Linked DNA regions of Homo sapiens: region 1 is linked to region 2. Evidence: chromatin loops called from intact Hi-C (ENCODE). Cell type or tissue: Calu3. All regions are shown on one strand. Each heading gives the region's core, and the rest is flanking DNA. Links, peaks and the distances in the headings are about the cores only. Region 1 overlaps SFRP2 (secreted frizzled related protein 2). Region 2 overlaps LOC101927947 (a long non-coding RNA gene).

Evidence for each region. Hi-C counts contacts between places; a loop is a spot of excess contacts. Peaks named below come from ENCODE experiments on the same cell type or tissue, not always from the same donor. Only the 100,000 strongest peaks of a DNase experiment are listed, where the experiment ranks them.
Region 1: it touches region 2 in a loop (4-fold over the local background); 5 of 110 quality-filtered maps call a loop at or near these places.

The regions. Positions count from the first base shown.
Region 1 is chr4:153,782,372-153,786,772 of GRCh38, forward strand. It overlaps SFRP2 (secreted frizzled related protein 2), which reads right to left. Exons shown (of 3, transcript NM_003013.3): 2 at 3,493-3,573. Among named protein-coding and RNA genes, the nearest start is that of SFRP2, 4.5 kb to the right of the region's middle. In Calu3, for the core only: no CTCF peak of the experiment used is centred there; no DNase peak of the experiment used is centred there.
Region 2 is chr4:154,042,466-154,046,866 of GRCh38, forward strand. The region is part of intron 9 of LOC101927947 (a long non-coding RNA gene); the gene reads left to right. Among named protein-coding and RNA genes, the nearest start is that of SFRP2, 260 kb to the left of the region's middle. In Calu3, for the core only: no CTCF peak of the experiment used is centred there; a DNase peak (open chromatin) is centred at 1,916.

The DNA of each region.
Region 1 (4,401 bases), core at 199-4,198, 260 kb before region 2:
TCTGAAGACCTCATCCTTATATGCTCTCATTTGCCAGTCCAAGGCCAAGGCGTTTACGGATCATATATGTACTGTTTCCAAAATGTATATGTAGACTCGTTAGAATGCGAAGACCAAAAGTAAGTGGTTTACTATAAAGGACACGTTTTATAGTCATGAACAGTATGCTCTGGGAAAGAAAGCCCTACAAACGTGTATGCTGGAATTAAATTTCAAGACTCCATGAAAGCAGGAAAAGAATAGAATTTTAAGGTTAGAAGGGATCATCCCATTAAAATTGCTTGTTAATACACAAAGAATCTTAAATCCAGAGAAGTTTAGTGACTTGCATGAGGTCACCCAGTTTAGGTTGTTTGCTAGAACTCCAGTTGCCAAACCTCCTCCTGTAATACCACTGTGGTGTCTTGAGGCAATGTCCATGTTTTTGTAGTGGTTGCAGCATAAACTTGCCCAGCTGCAATGTGTCCTAAGACCCTGTGTGCCCCTGACAGCTATTCTGTATAGATGATGTGTAAGTATGACTTCCTGACTTTGATGGAGTTTAATCTATGTTTAAATTAGTAATAGAGGAAGATTTTTCTGTGTTGCGTACAACTGTTTTTGAGATTTTCTTTTTTTTTTTTTTAAATATCAGAATGGGAATTTGACTGAGTATGGCTTTCTAGTCAACCAGGAAATTATAGAATCTCTAGCAGGTAAATCAAAAATGCTATGACTTGGCCAACCATGGTTTTGTCTGGTATGATATGCATCTGAACTGTGGTACTGAATTCTCAGTTTTTGAGACTCAAGTCGTGGAATAAGCCATACTTGTGGAAATGTTTCATGCTTTTGTGTCCTCTGCATTGGGAGTAGGGTGTTGGATAGACCTCACCATGGTGGGAGAAATGGACTGATTACACTTTACCTGGGAGCCTTGTCTGTAGTACAGGTAGGGCATATATAAGATTTCACCTGGCCAAATGAAACATTCTCAAGCTCCAAACATCAGAAAAAACCATCACTTTTAACCAGGAGGAAGATTTTTTAGTCATCTTTGTCTAGCTCTAAAATAACTAATTTTGCAAATGTTTATCATGAGAAAACATTAGGGATTTTCTCCCTGGATTTTCAGCTAGGCCCAAACAGAGAGAATTGAATCCCCCACATAACCTTTCCTGTCCTGGAGGATGTGACTGAGGATGCAGGATGTGATCGCAGGCAGAGGTGATGATACTTTCTGGTCCTACAATAGGTTGTATATATAGGAAGGTAGTTCTGAACCATTTTTTATTCACCAGTACTTGCACCACTGAATTTCCCTTGTACTTCAGGAGCACAGTAGGGAAGAGGTGATGCCTTCCCAGAGTAGTCAAGTCAAATAAATCAGATTTCTATGCTTGTTCCTCCTACTTTTCCATTATTCACAAAGAACAGAGGCAAGATGGAATAGTGCTTATAAACCAATAATCTTATGATGCAGTTCTTAAAATTCTGCTTCATTATCCCTCTATGGGTCAAAAAGAGTGAAGAAATAGAAAACAAAGCTTGTGAGGTATCTATGCATGTGATACCTTAAGTGTGATAACTTCTGTGTTGTTTTGAAAGGCTTTCTCTCTGTAAGGAGGGAGCACACTAAGGCACACAGGCATCCATGTTTTGGCTCATGTCTTGATAGGGCATCCTTAGAAAGGGGGTCTTCTGTAAGGTCAGCCACAAAGCAAGCAAGTAATAGGTGTGTGTGCATGTTTCCCAAAGCCAATTGTTATGGAGCTCCACAGTGTAACAATCAACTTTTCATGGAAGTCAGGAAGGATCTGTTTTATGTGCAGTGCAAAGGATATAAACTGCCAGAAGAACATGATATTTTATAGGCTTTTTAATAGAAATTTTATAAAATGATATTTTTCTATCTTGCCCTTAATGAAGTGATGTAGCATGGGGGCTGAGAACTGTGTTTTGGTAAGGCTCTGGTGATTTGGAATTATCTGCTGCTAACATGCCTGGCTCTTAGCCAGTTTGAGGGTTGTATACATTTGAAAACAGGCATATGAAACCCCGTCAGCCCCATTTGTGGCTCCTCCTGAGGGGAAAAGTTGCTAAGGACTTTGAGCTACCTCCCTTCTTTCTCTTTCCTCAGCAGTGTGAAGCCTTTCCCAACACCGGGACTATGGTAGTTCTGGGACCAGTCAGAGTTAAACCCAGGACACTTTCTGGAAGAGACCTGGAGTTGTCAAAGAGCAGGGATTGGATGGTTCCAGAGTTTTAGGGACCTGACCAGGCCTGAGATTTCTGGGATGGCAAGGTAAGGAGAGTGAGAGCTGGAGTGATTTCCCTCAGTCTCGAGGACTATGTTGAATATGTAGAAGTGTTAATATGGGTCTATTAGACTCCATTATTGATTGACAGAGCAGGGAACATATCTGCTTATGAGTAAGTTCAGCCTTGTGCCTGAATAAATACTTTTTTAAAAGGTACCAATAATTCCAACACACCAAAAGGTACCTGCCCTTGGAAAAGGATAAAAGCAAGAATGCCTCTGGGTGAAGTTCCTGGTCATTCCCAACTCTGAATTTAGCATTGATCCTGTGTCTAGCTGGGCTCCTCTTCTGACCTGAGAGCCCTGAAGTCAGCAGATGAGGTGCTGGTAGAGTTCCATGTAGACAAAGCCCCAGCTCTCTTTCCCCTTATAATCCTGTCTTCAGGGGAGTGACTTGCAACTTATGGAACATATCACATGTGTTTTTTATTGTCCCCAAACACCATGTGATCTATCATGTATCTTGCTAAAGTAAATTTCTAAGCTTTTTTTTTCCTTTTTAAAACTATTTTCGAAACTGTGGCAAATGTGTCTAGACTTAGTCATACAAAATTTACAAAAACCTTTTAAAAGGGATTTTAAGATGGTGTTTTAAGGTTGTTAGGTGTTCCATGTTAGGTGTCTTCTCAGTAAGCCACTCTTCTTTTTCAACTTAAGGAACCCCTCCTTGACAAATTATTAATCAGTGCCTTGGATATATTCACTAATGGTAGAACACAGAGGTTTAAAATCATTATGGGTTATAAAGAAAGTAAAAATATTTTTATTTGTGGCCAATTTAAAGCCTTGAATCTGTTTGGCTGGGGCTAATATTTACACTTCCATCCCTGGTGCACATGTTAAGTAATCAAAAGAAAATAGAACTCGGGATTATGCCTGTCGGCAAAAAAAAAAAAAAAAAAAAAGGGATTTAAAATGTGCCACTGGAAATTGATAATCTGAATAATTTTCATTATTTGATTATTGGCTTAACAGAACAATGAGTCTCACCTAACAAGATACAACTCAATGCTAGACAGTTACATAAGGAGGAAACTAGGATAGATCAAGTTAGATGATTTTGGGATACATGAGCTATAATGGTGTTTTACCCAACCTTTATCTAGCAACATCATAATGATTTGCACCTTGAAGTTTTACTGGTAAATAAAACTTCTGAATGTGAAATCTGTTGTTGTTGTTGTATTACTTACCAAAATCATTTTTACAAAGCGTTTCCATTATGTCGTTGTCATCATCATTTTTATTTTTGCAGGCTTCACATACCTTTGGAGCTAGAAATGTGAAAAACAGTCTTTAGTAAGTTTGCTTAAAAGAGAACAGTAGGTGGCGTTTGTAAACAACTCAAAGGGACTTATCCAGACAAAAGTAGCAATTGTCCTATTTAACCTCAGCTTCTGCCTCCTCTATAAAAGCAGGAACACTCAATCCTAAGAAAGTTTTCCCATGCTTCCCAATTTTTTTGGGGGGGAGGGGTGGTGGGAGCAAAATGAGAATGCCTATATGTTGTTGTGTTTAATAAATTATGACTCTCAAAAGGGAGTTGTGGGCAGAGTATACAAGTGTATGTAGTTATAGTTAACTGAGACAGGGTGCAGCTTTTCAGCTCATCCTCCCAACCTCTGGGAAATTCAGTCTGAAAAAGTTATTCCCAAGGCCTTTTGAAGGAGAAAGCACCCAAAGAACCAAAGATACTTGAGGAATTTGGGAAAACTGGTAACTAGAAAATATAGACAAAAGATTGTCTTTCTCAGCCACAGGACACCAGTGTAGTTGGCTCTACTCGGCAGAGCTCTGTATCTCAGGGGGGCCAAGTCTGGACTGGGAGGGGTGACTGGCTAGCGTTCCACATGTGGGCTGTTTCCACCTTGAAAACACATCTCACTAATTACAACAGCCTGCTCTAAGTGGTTCTGTGTCACCTTGTGCCTCTGCCAAGATTGTGCTTGAGTTAGGCAGCATTCATTTCATTGTTATCTGCAAGCTCCCTGGTACAGGTTCTTCTTGCCCTTCTGTGCCTGTTTCAAACTCTCAAAACAAACAAATAAATAAACCTGTTTCTGAAGCTAATCAAAGACGAAGCAAAAATGGTTTAGTGGTCT
Region 2 (4,401 bases), core at 320-4,319:
GGCTGGATTGCAGCGGCACGATCTCGGCTCACCGCAACCTCTGCCTCCCAGGCTCAAGCAATTCTCCTGCCTCAGCCTCCTGAGTAGCTGGGACTACAGGCATGTGCCACCACGCCCGGCTAATTTTTTATATTTTTGGTAGAGACGAGGTTTCACCATGTTGGCGATGGCTGGTCTTGAACTTCTGACTTCAAGTGATCCAACAGCCTCGGCCTCCCAAAGTGCTGAAATTACAGGCGTCAGCCACTGCGCGTGGCCCGTTTTCCGTCTTTTACAGACAACAAGATCTTGGAGAAGTTACTATTCTCTTCTGAGCCTTAAGGTCCTCATCTTGAAAATGAGAATTAAAAACCTAGGGCCTCACAGAATTGTTGTGAAAATGATGACAATCATTTAGTGGGTGCTTCCCATGTGTCAGACACTGAGTAAAGCTGTTTGTGCCTATTATCTAATTTAGTCCTCAACATAGGCCCAAGAGAGAAATATTATTAACCTTGTACCATAGATGTGTAAACTGAGGCTTAGGGGTTGCCCAGATTCACCTGACTACGAAGTAAAAGATTTGGATTTGAGCCTGAGTTCGTCTGATGCCATGACTGACACTCTTAACTACGAGTCTTGTAAAAAAAAAAAGTTCTTTGTGAGATGCAGGCCATTATACGACAGTTAGTAGTTCTTGTAATGACTTTAAAGTAATCTTGTAAGGTAACTTCAGTTACTTTACTCATTCTCCTTAGGCTACAAGCACCATTTATTTGGCAACTAGCATTTTTTAAAAAAATAATACTACCATTAATAAATACTGAGTGCCTATGCTGGGCCGGGCCCTGTTTTAAGACCTTGAAATGTTTGGACTTATTTACTCCTCACAACGGCTTTATGAAGTAGCTGCCATTATTATCCCCATTTCACAATGTGGAAATAAGAACACTGAGACTTTGAATAACTTGCCCAAAGCCCTATTGGTGGTAAGTGGCAGAGCTGGGATTTCACTCAAGGCAGTTGTAGGACGGAAGTGTGTATTGTCTCCTCATGTGAAGCATAGCTCTAGAAATTGGCAGAGTGAAATCACCAATTGAGTTCTCGCTTATCTCTCTCGGGAACTGGAGTGGCTGCTGATGATGCAGGGCTGATAGCGGGAGCCCTTCTGTGTATTCCCATTTGTCTGGGACACCCGGCCATGGGAACTGTGGTTTTTCCCTCCGATGGTCTCCTGAGTATTCCTCCAACCTTTATTAATCACAGGATTCTTAAAAAATCCCCAGTCACAGTTGGATCCAGGCAACCCCAATTGTTACGATGACCCCTGACTGTTTGGGGTCATTCCCCAGCCTGGATCTTGCCTTCATAAGCCGGATAATTGGGAGCATGAGGACTAGAACAGTAGGGAGGTTATGAGAAGGTGTACCCAGTTCATACAGCCTATGTCTCTGGTCTCTATAATGTTCTGTGATGCACATGGAAGGAGTCCCAAAACTCTAGAAAGCAAGTAAAATTATATTTCCTAACAATCAGTGTTCTCAATCCTAAATGAGAATTTGCCTATTTTAAGTTATCCTAATCCAAAAATGAACTTATCAAGGGGCTGCTGGGTAGTTCACAGAAGGGTGGGAAGGCCAGCAAAACTGACTCAGAAATGGAAAAGGAAGCTCAGAGGGATGCAAGTAGAGATGGGCTGGTCAGAAGCCACAGCCACTGCTGGAGGACACTAGACTCCACCCCGTGGCCAGGACCCTGGAGGCCACTGCTCTACCAAATGGAATTCTGCAACTGCCCTTGTTTGTTTGCTTGTTTGTTTTATCACTTCTTCAAATGTAAAGTCCTGGGCTAGATAACCAATTGGCGCTTTTTCAAATCCTGTGTCTGCATAGTAGTTGCCAGATGTTAGGAAGAGCAAAGACTGGCTTTTCCACTTCTGATTCAGAGGTTGGGCAATCAAAAAAAGCATGACCGCTGCACACCACATAGTTATTGATCTATCTGCCGGGAACCTAAGTGGTCACATTTAATCTTGAGTAAATTCTGCTGGATAAATAGTTCCATTCTCTAACTGTGAACTACAGTTAGGGAGGTAGAACTTAACCAATTTTACACAATTCCTAATGTCAGACCTACCTTTTGCAATTTGCTCCTCAGCTCAAGAAACACTGGCTTAGGCAGGAGGAGTTGTGCTTTTATTCATAGATTGCTTGGGTGGAACCTTACCTGTTCTCTCCATGGAACTAAGAAACAGACAGCCCCCTGGAAAGTGCTCCAGTGTCTTCGGCATTCTGGCAGGAGCATGGCCTGAGGTATCCGAAGGGGAAGCAAGTTAATATGAAGTGCAGTCTATAAAATGCACAATTTATTTCTATATATTCATTTGCATCTGGTGCACACACAGCTGTTAAATATATTCCCAAAGAAGAGAAACGTTATCCATTTCCATAATTTTTGAATTATAGAAATATTTAGTAAAACTGAAAATACAGCGAGCTTTTATAGGCTGTTATACTGATTGAAAGGCCCTGACAACTTCTCATAGTTCACAATCATGGGAAACAGATGTGCAGATCTCCTTGAGGGAGCAAAGATGTGAGAGCATCATGGGGACTGGGGGGAGAAGCTTTCTGTGGGATTTCAGAAGGTACTGAGACCAAGGAAGGACCTCAGAGATCAAGAGGAAAGATTTTCAGCTTAAGACATATTATCAATAGGCCCCAAAGTGGGAGAGGTGGTACCAACAATGCATTCTAGACCAGCAAGCCTGGAGAGATGTGGCCAGCCTGATGGGCTAGCAAAACATGTTCCCTGCACAAGACCAGAGTGGGGAGGCTTCCAAGATTGTTTCAGGAATGTGACTATTTTTTCAGCAAGCTTTCTGTGCTGTGTCACATTTATGAAAAGAAACACATTTTCCTAATTTGTCTTCTTTGTAGGAAGAAAGGCAACATGACAAAGAGAGACCACATGGTTTAGTCAGAAGCCAGAAGACATGTTCGAGAGCTAGGCCCACCACTGACTGGCTGTGTTGGTCTTGGGTATATTGTGGCAATTTTTCTGAGTCTCAGATCTTCATTTACCTCACAGGATTAAGTTAGGTGAATTCAAAAATGCCCATGCAACTTAAAGCAATCTTCAATTGTGAGGTGTTACTCATAAATGGAAATGTGGCCAGTCATAATTTAAGTATAATTTGGAACATAGTTTCTCCTAAAGTTCAAGTTAAAAACTCAGTAGACACACAGAATACACAATGGATCAATGTATTGATCCATAAGACCCCAAATGATAGTAAGCATGGGACATCTGTAGTGAAGATGATGGGATGATCACACATCTATGCCATCCTCTCCTGAAATCTCAATTAAATAACAGCGAAAGGATTTGTTAAAGGCATATGCTCACAAGGAAGGGAAGAATAGTGGGGATAAAACAGCAATAAAACTTAGGAGTCTGAAAAGCAATTGAGTGAGTGGTAAAGGATTTATAGAAAAGGGAATATTAATAGGTAACAGGGGAACTTAGGCATCAGCAAAACCTAGACTGCAGAGTCCACCAGTGCCTCAGGAGCTGACAACACAGGGTACCTCTGAAGTGGGAGTGAGATGCACCTAAAATGTGGAAGATTGGCTGAAAGTCTGTTTCAAACGCCATTGACCTCTGGGTTCCTTCTCCCACCACACTCAGCCAGAAGACTGTCCTTCTCCTATCCAACCAAAGATGGGAGGTCTCTGGGGACACTAAAACAGAGGGTGTCTGGCACAATTGAGAATTAAGTGAATGATGTGCACTTTGTAGTGAGGACTCAGCCCTCTTTTTCCAGTGGATTCCCAGAACTCACTGGATAGCCAGGGCTTCACCACTCTGCCGGAGTTAGGGAAAGTGCTTTATTGGGAGTCTAACCAGCCTGAGATATAAAACTTACAGATATTAACTTTGAAGCTTCTCTAATAAATTACCCAGCCTTATTTATCTAACTAATATTTACTGAAAGCCTATGATGTGCCAAGGATTTTTCTAAGTCCAAGGGTTTCAGCAGAAAAAAATAAAGAAAAAAGAAATTCTTCACTTTGGGAGGCCAATGCAGGAGGATCACTTGAGCCTAGGAGTTCAAGACCAGCCTGGGCAACATAGTGAGATGCCACCTCTATAAAAAATAAAAAATTAGCCGGTGTGGTGGCACATGCATTTAGTCCCAGTTACTCAGGAGGGTGAGGTGGGAGAATCACTTGAACCTAAGAGGTTGAGGCTGCAGTGAGGTGTGATCACACCACTGCACTCCAGCCTGGATGACAGAGTGAGACCTTGTCTCAAAAAAAAGAAAGAAATTCTTTCCCTCATGAAGCCTACATTTAAGATGAGTGAAATGGAAAATAAAAGAAGTAAATGAGTAAAATATGTGATATGCTAGATGATAAT